Linked DNA regions of Homo sapiens: region 2 is linked to region 1. A link is a contact called in ENCODE Hi-C or POLR2A ChIA-PET data. All regions are on one chromosome and are shown on one strand. Each heading gives the region's core, a stretch centred on a gene start or an enhancer-like site at or near the end of the contact. The rest is flanking DNA. Distances are from core to core; before and after follow the strand shown.

Region 1 (4,552 bases), core at 273-2,772:
AAGAAAAAAAAAAGCCCCAAGGAGCAAGTAGAGGCTGTGTCTTCAGAAGCTTGTGCACTTAAGAAGCATGTGCCTCCACTCAGAGTAAGGAGTGCAAACTCCTTTTCCAGGCTTTACCCATCTTCGTAAGGCCACCTGTCTCAGTGTCTGTGGCGTGTGAACCAGAGCAACTCCATCTTGAATAGGAGCTGGGTAAAATGAGGCTAAGGCCTACTGGGCTGCATTCCCAGATGGTTAAGGGATTCTAAGTTACGGGATGAGACAGGAGATACAAGACACAGGTCATAAAGACCTTGGTAATAAAACAAGTTGCAGTAAGAAACCACTGAAAACCCATCAAAACCAAGATGGTCATGAGAGTGACCGCTGGTCATCCTCACTACTACACTTCCACCAGCGCCATGACAGTTTATGGATGCCATGGCAATGTCAGGAACTTACCCTATATAGTCTAGAAAGGGGAGGCATGAATAATCCACTCATTGTTTAGCATATGATGGAAAAATAACCATAAAAATAGACAACCAGCAGCCCTCTGGGTGTTCTGTCTATAAAGCAGCCATTATTTTATTCCTTTATTTTCTTAATAAACTTGCTTTCACTTTTTTGTATGGCTCACCCTGAATTCTTTCTTGCACAAGATCCAAGAACCCTCTTTTAGGGTCTGGATCGGAACCCCTTTCCTGTAACAATGGCGTTGCCATAAACCAAAGGAGCATTTTTCGGCTGTAGCCTGAGTGATTTGACTGTTTCCGGAGGCAAATATTTGAAAATGAAACAGCAAACCAGTGCCTAGGGTTAGGGGAGAGTCAGTGCATTCTAATTATTAGGTCACCCTTCATTTCTCTTTTCTGTCTTCATTGGAAAAAGAAGGCCAGGTGCAGTGGCTCACGCCTATAATCCTACCACTTTGGGAGACCAAGGTCGGAAGATCACTTGAGCCCAGGAATTTGAAACCAACCTGGGCAGTACAGTGAGACCTTGTTTTACTTAAAAGAGAGAGAGAAAGAGAAAGGAAAAAGGAGTTTTTTTAGTGCCCTGCATATTCTGGAAGTCTCCATGGAGGCTCTTTTCTCCCTTGCTCCTTGTCTCTTAAAGGTTACTGTAGATGCTAGAGCCTGTTTTGTCCTTCTGAATCTCTATTTAGAAAACTTTTCCTTCTCATTTCTTGTAAAGGATCGTGTCAGGGACCCACCATGTGGAAAATCTTTGGAAGATCAATGAGTTCCCAGTCCACAAAGCTCCAAATGTGTGCTATTGTATCAGCTATCTATTGCCATAGCTGAGGCTGTATAACAAACAAGACCTCATAAGCAGTATACTTATTGCTCATGCATCTGGTGGTGGTCAGCTTGCAAATTCTGCTGGTTTCACTCACATATCTGAAGGTCATCCAGTTGTCAGAAGATCTAGGCTGGTCCTGGCTAGTCAACTGGAGAGACTGGGGCGCTGCTCTGGGTACTGTCTTCCAGCAGGCTCTCCCAGGCATGTTTTCACAGCAATGGTGGAGGCTCAGGAGTGCAAGCAGACACGTAGTGCTTTTTTCCAAGCTTACACTTGCATTATGTCTGCTAAAATCCCATTTGTCAAAGAAAGTCACATGGCTTGGCAGAGTCAGAGTTGGGAGTGTACTGCAAAGTTACTTCAGTAAAGGGCATGGATATGGGGAGGAGAGAAAAACTAGAGCCATGAATGCAATCCATCTACCACATCTTTCACATGCAACAGTGTAACTTTACACTTGTAGTTAAGCTGATCCAAGCAATATCTTTGCATACAGCAAACAGCTACCCTTCTCTGCTCCCAGAAAGACAACAGCTGCAGAAAGTCAAGAGCAAACAAAGGCATCTGAGAGGAGGGAGAGCAACAGTATTTACTGACAATGCTCTATTCATAATCCACATTTAATTCAAACTCAAAAGGATGCATTTACAATCTGCCAGGTTTTAACAGCCCCACCCTTTAAGTGGCATCTATGCAGCAGTAGAAATAGTAAGCTTTCTGCCTCCTTCAAAAGCAAGGGCCTGAGCTCACAAGGTAAACAAAGGGTAATGAAACAGCAAATGGCAGAGTGTCAAGTTGTTGGAAGGTGTCTAGCGGAATGCCATGGGGACACGGTTTCATTCTGGTCTCATTTAACATCCTCATTAATGATCTGGAAGAGGGAGTAAACAGCACCTTAATTATAATCACAAGTGATGCTAAATTAGGATTTCTTGCCTGCATCAAAAGAAGGGACTCTGAAAGGACCAAGTGGGAGATGGAATTCCAGCTTAAGAAAGGGAACTAGCACCAAGGAAAAACTATCACAGCATGGCTGGGCGCAGGAGCTCACACCTGTAATCCCAGCACTTTGGGAGGCCAAAGCAGGTGGATCAATTGAGGTCAGGAGTTTGAGACCAGCCTGGCCAACACAGTGAAAACCTGTCTCTACCAAAAAATACAAAAATTAGCTGGACATAGTGGCGCATGCCTGCAGTCCCAGCTACTTGGGAGGTTGAGGTGGGAGGATCACTTTAGCCTGGGAGGTGGAGATTGCAGTGAACCGAGATTGTGTGCCACTGCACTCCAGCCTGGGCGACAGAATGAGACCCTGAAAAAAAATAAAGAGAGAGAGAGAAAGAAAGAAGGAAAGAAAGAAAGAAAGAAAAAAGGAAAGAAAGAAAGGAAGGAAGGAAGGAAAAAAGAAAGAAAGAAAGAGAAAGAAAGAAAGAAAGAAAGAAAGAAAGAAAGAAAGAAAGAGAAAGAAAGAAAGAAAGAAAAAGAGAAAAAGAAAAAGGGAGACAGAAAGAGAAAAATATCACAGCACATGCAGCAAAGGAAAAAGTCACTTGTAAGCAATGAGGCCAAAGGGCAAGGAAGCTGCCTGAAATTCTTTCTGGGAAAACCCAGGGTATTTGCAAATAAACCTTTTGGTTTCAACCTTGTTTTCCCTTGGAAAAACCTTGTTTTTAAGGGAAAAGTTTACAGCAAGCAGGTGGTATCAAGAAGTTACAGGTAGACATTCAGCCGGCTGTTCGGGGTGACGAACTTTCCATTCCAGAACCATAGCCCAATTTGTCTGTAACTTTGCAGAAAAGGCCCGGGCACTGGTGAACGCTGCTGTGACTTATGCAAAGCCTGGATTGGCCACATTTTGGTACTACGCCAAGGTTGAGCTGGTTCCTCCCACCCCTGTTGAGATTCCCTAGAGCTAGTCAGAGCCTGAAAACAATAGTCAATAGTGCTCAGACTGGTAGCTTCAAACAGCTCACAGTTAAGGAAGCTGTGCTGAATGGTTTCGTGGTCGCTGAGGTGTGGATGTGGTTTTGTGTTTAGCCAAGTGAGGCGTGAATGGTTATAATGTTTAAAGACCAATCTTTTTTTTTTTTTTTTTTTTTTGACGGAGTCACTCTGTTGCCCAGGCTGGAGTGCAGTGTTGCAATCTTGGCTCATTGCAACTTCTGCCTCCCAGGTTCAAGCGATTATCCTGCCTCAGCCTCCCGAGCAGCTGGGACTACAGGCATGCGTGACCACGCCCAGCCAAATTTTGTATTTTTAGTGGAGACAGGGTTTCACCATATTGGCCAGGCTGATCTTGAACTCCTGTCCTCGTGATCCACCCACCTCAGCCTCTCAAAGTGCTGGGATTACAGGTGTGAGCCACCACACCTGGCTGAAAACCAGTCTTTAACATCTGATTATATGTGATTTATTATTTGAGCGTTCTTTGACCATGTGTGATCAGACAGCTATCTGAATAAAATAAGATTTGTCCAAAAAAAAAATATATATATAAAGGGCCAGGCGCCGTGGCTCACGCCTGTAATCCCAGCACTTTGGGAGGCCTAGGCGGGCAGATCATGAGGTCAGGAGATCGAGACCATCCTGGCTAACACAGTGAAACCCTGTCTTTACTAAAAATATAAAAAAATTGGCCAGGCGTGGTGGCGGGTGCCTGTAGTCCCAGCTACTCGGGAGGCTGAGGCAGGAGGATGGCGTGAACCCAGGAGGCGGAGTTTGCATTGAGTGGAGATCGCACCACTGTGCTCCAATCTGGGTGACAGAGCGAGACTCCGTCTCAAAAAAAAAAAAAAAAAAAAAGTAATAAATAAGCGTAAGCTGCAGCAGGAGAAGGGGAGAAACACAATGTAATTTGAAGTATAAGCCGGGGAGCAGGAGACGCTTGACATTTTTTCCTTCATATTTCCCTTCTCCCATGGGGACATAAGACCACAAGGGCGGGGATTTGTGTCGATTTGTTTTCTGCTACATCTGAAGCACCTTGAATTATGCCTGGCCCATAGGAGTTACTTAATAAATATTTGTTGAATGAGTGATAATGGAGTGTGACTTCTGAAGAAGGAATCAAAAGCAGCTTTCTAGCCAGGTATAGAGGTGTGAGCCTGTGGTCCCAGCTACTCAGGAGGCTGAGATGGGAAGATTGCCTTGAGCCCAGGAGTTCGAGTCCAGCCTGGTCCACATAGTGATACCCTGTCTCAAAACAAAACAAACAAAAACAAGATATTTCTCTTCATAAGGTGCAAACCAGTCAGAAGGCTGACTAAAAACC
Region 2 (4,562 bases), core at 352-2,851, 200 kb before region 1:
TTGCCCCAAGAGATTTAGAGGAAAGAATCTCTTGGTTTTGTTTTCCTTCCCTGTGAAACCCAGTCTTAGGCAGGCTGCCACTTTTCCCTGACATTTCCTTTACATAGTGCTGTTATTCTAAACTGATGGTCACAGAGTCCTTCTCAGTAACAGTTAGACAAAGTGCTCTGCATAGCTGATAAATTATAAGCAGGCACCGTGTGTTAGCTTGATGGATTGTTATAGTGAATGTGTGTGAGTCATGGGTGTTATTTTTGGTCAAAAGAATCCTGTGAACTTTTCTCCTCTATTTTGAGCACTTTGAAATGTACTACTTTCTTTTTTTTTTGCTGTTCTTTAAGGTGTATGTCAAGGAATTAGGCACCATATCAGAATAGTCATTTTCTAGTTTTCAAAGTTATTGTTTTGGAGTTGAGGAGGTGGAGGGACTGAATAGAAAAGAATTGTATGTTGACAAGGAATCTAGCCTGTTAAAGGTAAAAGAAAATTACAGTCACCTGCTTTGAAGCAGTGGTGCCACCCCCACCCCACTGTACTCCAGGGGCCAAGTTTAAAGCTGGGGTAGATTTACAGTGAACTCACTTGGAGGATTGCGATTTTAATAAACCACTGTTTTGCAGCTAATGTAGAAATGCTGGCTCTTAGTAGATTTCTTTTCAGCCAGGCTCCAGAGTAAATAATTTTCAATAATCACATCACTAGGTCTCTAAATAACTGTTTCCTAAAGCAGCCCTGCCCTCCGTCCTGGCCATCACTGGAATTATTGACTGATTTTTATAAAGTGTCTTCTTTACTCTAGTTTCCATATCCCTAGGAAAACCATTTGAGCTCAGTGCTTTTTAAAGTGAGGCCCAAGGACCAGGGCCAGGCTGCAACCTAATTGTTTCTGGTCCATGACAAGATACATACAGAAATTGAGAGTAAGTGTTCAGAAACTTTTATAGCAATTTGACAGCATGGTTTTATGTCTGTTGAATCTAATGATACACACTTGGGGTTTTATCTTCTTGTCTTCTTAAATTTATTTGCCTAGTAACTCATTTTTATTAGATTTTACAAAAGTATTGATCTAGTATGGATTGAGAAAAGAGAACTCTTTTCCCACCAACAGATTGAGTTGTACTGGTTTACCCATACAGTAGCTACCAATGTAGCCACTGCAGTTACATTGGTCAGTGAATGTCAGGGTCTTCCTGCCCACCAGAGACTAAGGAAATATTGATTTAAAAAGGGAAGCTTAGGGAGGTTGGAGATTTTTTTCCCTTGTCTTTTTTTACGTTTTCATTGTTGCCCTTACAGACATTTCTTTGGACCTCTCTTCCGCTAAATGAAGGTTTAGGTGAATTTTGCTGCATCTTCTCCAGATGGGGATGCTGAGATTCACCTGAATGTGCAGTTGGCAGCCAGCTCCCAGACCGAGCAAGCGCTGGGCTGCTCCTCCCGCTGCTCCCCAGGGACAGTCACTGCTGCCCAATGGCCTGGCCCTCCATCTGGTAGGGAGGGATTATGTTTGCTGCCAGGGAAAAGGATCAATGAGCTAATGTCTGGGGAATGTTCTGGAGTTCCGTGGAGGAAAGGCAGAGGCCGCCCACATGTGACACCTTGAGCTAAGGAAGGAGAGCTGTGGATGGAGAGGGGGAACCAGGAAACGAAAATCAAGAATTGAGTCATCTCTCGACTTCGCTGTAGTCCTTGTGGTCAGCCTGCTCTTGTGGCCTTGAGCTGCGCTTTCAAATGGAAGTTTTGAGATGTGATGGGGTGAGGGAGAGAGGGAAGCCTGTTTGCCTTTTCCCCTGTCTGGGACTTTTTCTCCAAGATATCTACAAGGCTCTCTCTCTCCTTTTTCAAGTCTTGATGTAAATGTGGCCTTCTCAGTGAAACCTTCTGCGGCCCTTTCTTCCAACACATTCTATTCCCTTTGCCTGCTTTATTTTTCTCTGCAGCATGTTATCATCTAGCACACGGATTCATTATATATTCTATTGTAATATAATGTAGTTAATGTAATGTCACCCATTCGATGTCAGTTTCTAAGGGCAAGGGTTTTGTCTGTATTGTTTGCTGCTGTATCTCCAGGTCTAAAACAGTGCCAGGCAGATGCCAGGTGCCCAATAAATATTTGTCAGATAAATGAATGAACAAATAATCAACAATAAAGGGGCAGGATTGCAAAGGAGTCAGCTGTGTCCAAGGAGAGGCCTTCGCTGCATTTACACAGCTCTGTTCACTGAGCGTTGGAGTAGCAACCACGGAGTGGGCACAGTTGAGGGAGGTAACCCACCTTTAGTGAGCCCACACATGATGCCAGGCACTGTGGTAGGCATTCTTTGTTCATTATTTAAAGATCAAATAACTATGTGTTGCTAGCTCTGTCTTACAGATGGGAGACCCAAGAGATTAAGAAACTCCTGTCATGTCACCCAACCCAGGAAGTGGCATGATCAGAATGCAGCCTCTTCTCTCTGATTCCTCCCATTTAGGGAAATTTCCAAAGGCAGTCATTTGTTCACAGTGTCTCATGTTTCTTTGCTTTCCTACCTACAAAATAGGTTTTGATTTTCCTCATCCATCACTAAATTTTTGTCTTAGGAGAACAGAAATCTGGGAAAATTAGAACTCAAATATTACAAGATGGGAGCTTTGCAAATAGGGGGCTGAAAAATTCGATGGAGTTACTGAGTAATGTTCTCAAATAAGTGAGTAGAGATCAGGGCTTGATTAAATCCAGCCAAAGGGGATGAATGTTTTTCTTTTTTTTCTTTTTTCTTCCTTTTTTTTTTTTGAGACAGAGTCTCTCTTTGTTGCCCAGGCTGGAGTTCAGTGGCATGATCTCAGCTCACTGAAACCTCCACCATCTCCACCATCCCAGTTCAAGGGATTCTCCCACCTCAGCCTCCACTGTAGCTGGGACTATAGGCATGTGCTACTATGCCTGGCTAATTTCTGTATTTTTTAGTAGAGACAGAGTTTCACCATGTTGGCTAGGCTGGTCTTGAACTCCTGACCTCAGGTGATCCACCCGTGTCGGCCTCCCGAAGGGCTGGGATTACAGGTGTGAGCCACGGCAGCTAGCCAGGGATGAATGATTTTCTATGCAAGTCTCCATGCCAGGCATTGGTTTCAGTCTTGGTACACTCTTATTATTCCTGATCTCTCCTAGGGAGAGTGCAACCTCCACACTCAGCTTATTGCCTCTTATTTTAAAAATAGTTATGGAGCATCTACTAGGTGCTTGGGAGAGGTCAGTAGAGACAACGAAGTTCCTTGCCCTTCATGGAACTTATGTTTTAGTAAGGAGAGGGAGACAAGGAGTCAACAGTAAGCAATGAACCATGAAGTAAATGATAACAGATGGCAAGTGCTCCAGAAAAAAAGGTAAGGTAGCACCGGGGAAGGTTTCAGTATTAAATCGATCGGTTAAGATGGACCCTGTTGAGACGGTGACCTTTGAGCAAGACTGAAGGAGGTGAGGAAGTGAACCAAGAGGCTCTCTGGAGGGAGAGCATTCTAAACAGAGAGAATAGGGCCCTGGCACTGAAATAGGATCATGCCTGGTCTGTGTGGGGGACCACAGGGAGGTGAGCATGAGGTGGGGAGACCTAGTAGGTAAGACAACAGGATATCCCAACAAATGGGATACGGGAGGTCAGCCAACATGTAATCGTTATCTTCTTTTCCCTTTAATTCTGTTTTTAGTACCCACCATAGTTACATATTCCCCAAAGTATTAGCATTGAAGTCTTTGGAAATTTAGCCATTCCAGTCGGGTTAGTTCCCTAACCTCTCTGGATTTGGGTTTCTTCAGCTGCAGCAGGAAGGGATTCTTTCATATTAAGATCATCTCTAATATCCCTCGTTTGACTCTCCTTGAATGATCCCCCCTTCCAGGAGGCCTGTTTGGATTGCTTACTTGCTTCCTTCCCTCCTTTCTTCATTTATTCATTATGAGCTTTTAAAACACTTGTCGGTACCTGAGCACTGTCTGGAACAACGCACATGGAAGCAGAGGAAGCAGAAAGCAGAGTCTCTGCCTTTCAGTAGTTTGCAGTCTCTTCCTGCTAAGGTTCAGTAAGAATGTGATAAGTCAGGTGAGAATTAGGGCAAGTCCATTAGCAAAGTAAGAATAGTATGGGAGAACAAGAAGCCATGTGAGCGAGGACTGTGAGTAAAAGACTGGAATAGGTAGCTAGATGGGCGGCCAGGAATCCCAGGTTCAGGAAATGTGGGTAAGGGGTGAGGATATGGTAAAAGGTGTCTGCATGCTCTGGGGAAAGGGACCATGAGGCTGTGAGATGGAGCCACACCAAAAGGGGAGGCTGGCTGATGGACTGGCCATGGAGACCGGAGGGACCTGGATCCCAACAGGAGGCAAATCTTAAGGAAAGGATGATGTCATGAAGATGGGAATGAAGGGCGATTATCCTGGCTATTTAGTACTATGTGAGGTAGAATAAGGAAATAAAGAAGGGGAAAACCAGCCCAGGAAACTGTTGCATTTCTTCTGGATCCTGATTTCAGAGATTGTTGCTCGTCACTGACTTCTTCTCTGGCCGCCCCCTAGA

The links. Hi-C counts contacts between places; a loop is a spot of excess contacts on that map. ChIA-PET counts read pairs that join two places held with the same protein, here RNA polymerase II (POLR2A). Pooled maps may share reads with other maps.
Region 2: a loop to region 1 is called in a pooled map, with 9 times the contacts of the local background. The contact joins the enhancer-like site here to the promoter of LINC02473 in region 1. A Hi-C loop is called at or near these places in 1 of 37 single-sample maps with no recorded cell type and 3 of 50 pooled maps. POLR2A ChIA-PET finds 5 or more read pairs at or near these places in 2 of 52 experiments (AG04450 and BJ).

Annotation. Positions count from the first base shown.
Region 1 is chr4:24,656,870-24,661,421 of GRCh38, reverse strand. LINC02473 (long intergenic non-protein coding RNA 2473) reads right to left here and starts at 1,522. Exons shown (of 2, transcript NR_183976.1): 1 at 1,379-1,522. It also overlaps the pseudogene ATP5MGP3. RefSeq lists an enhancer at 2,867-3,508.
Region 2 is chr4:24,853,795-24,858,356 of GRCh38, reverse strand. All of the region lies in intron 3 of CCDC149 (coiled-coil domain containing 149), which reads left to right. Among named protein-coding and RNA genes, the nearest start is that of CCDC149, 57 kb to the left of the region's middle. RefSeq lists enhancers at 924-1,424, 1,425-1,925. Within about 2 kb of position 1,601, at least 2 of the 41 ENCODE cell types and tissues checked have a DNase peak (open chromatin) inside an H3K27ac peak, as active enhancers do.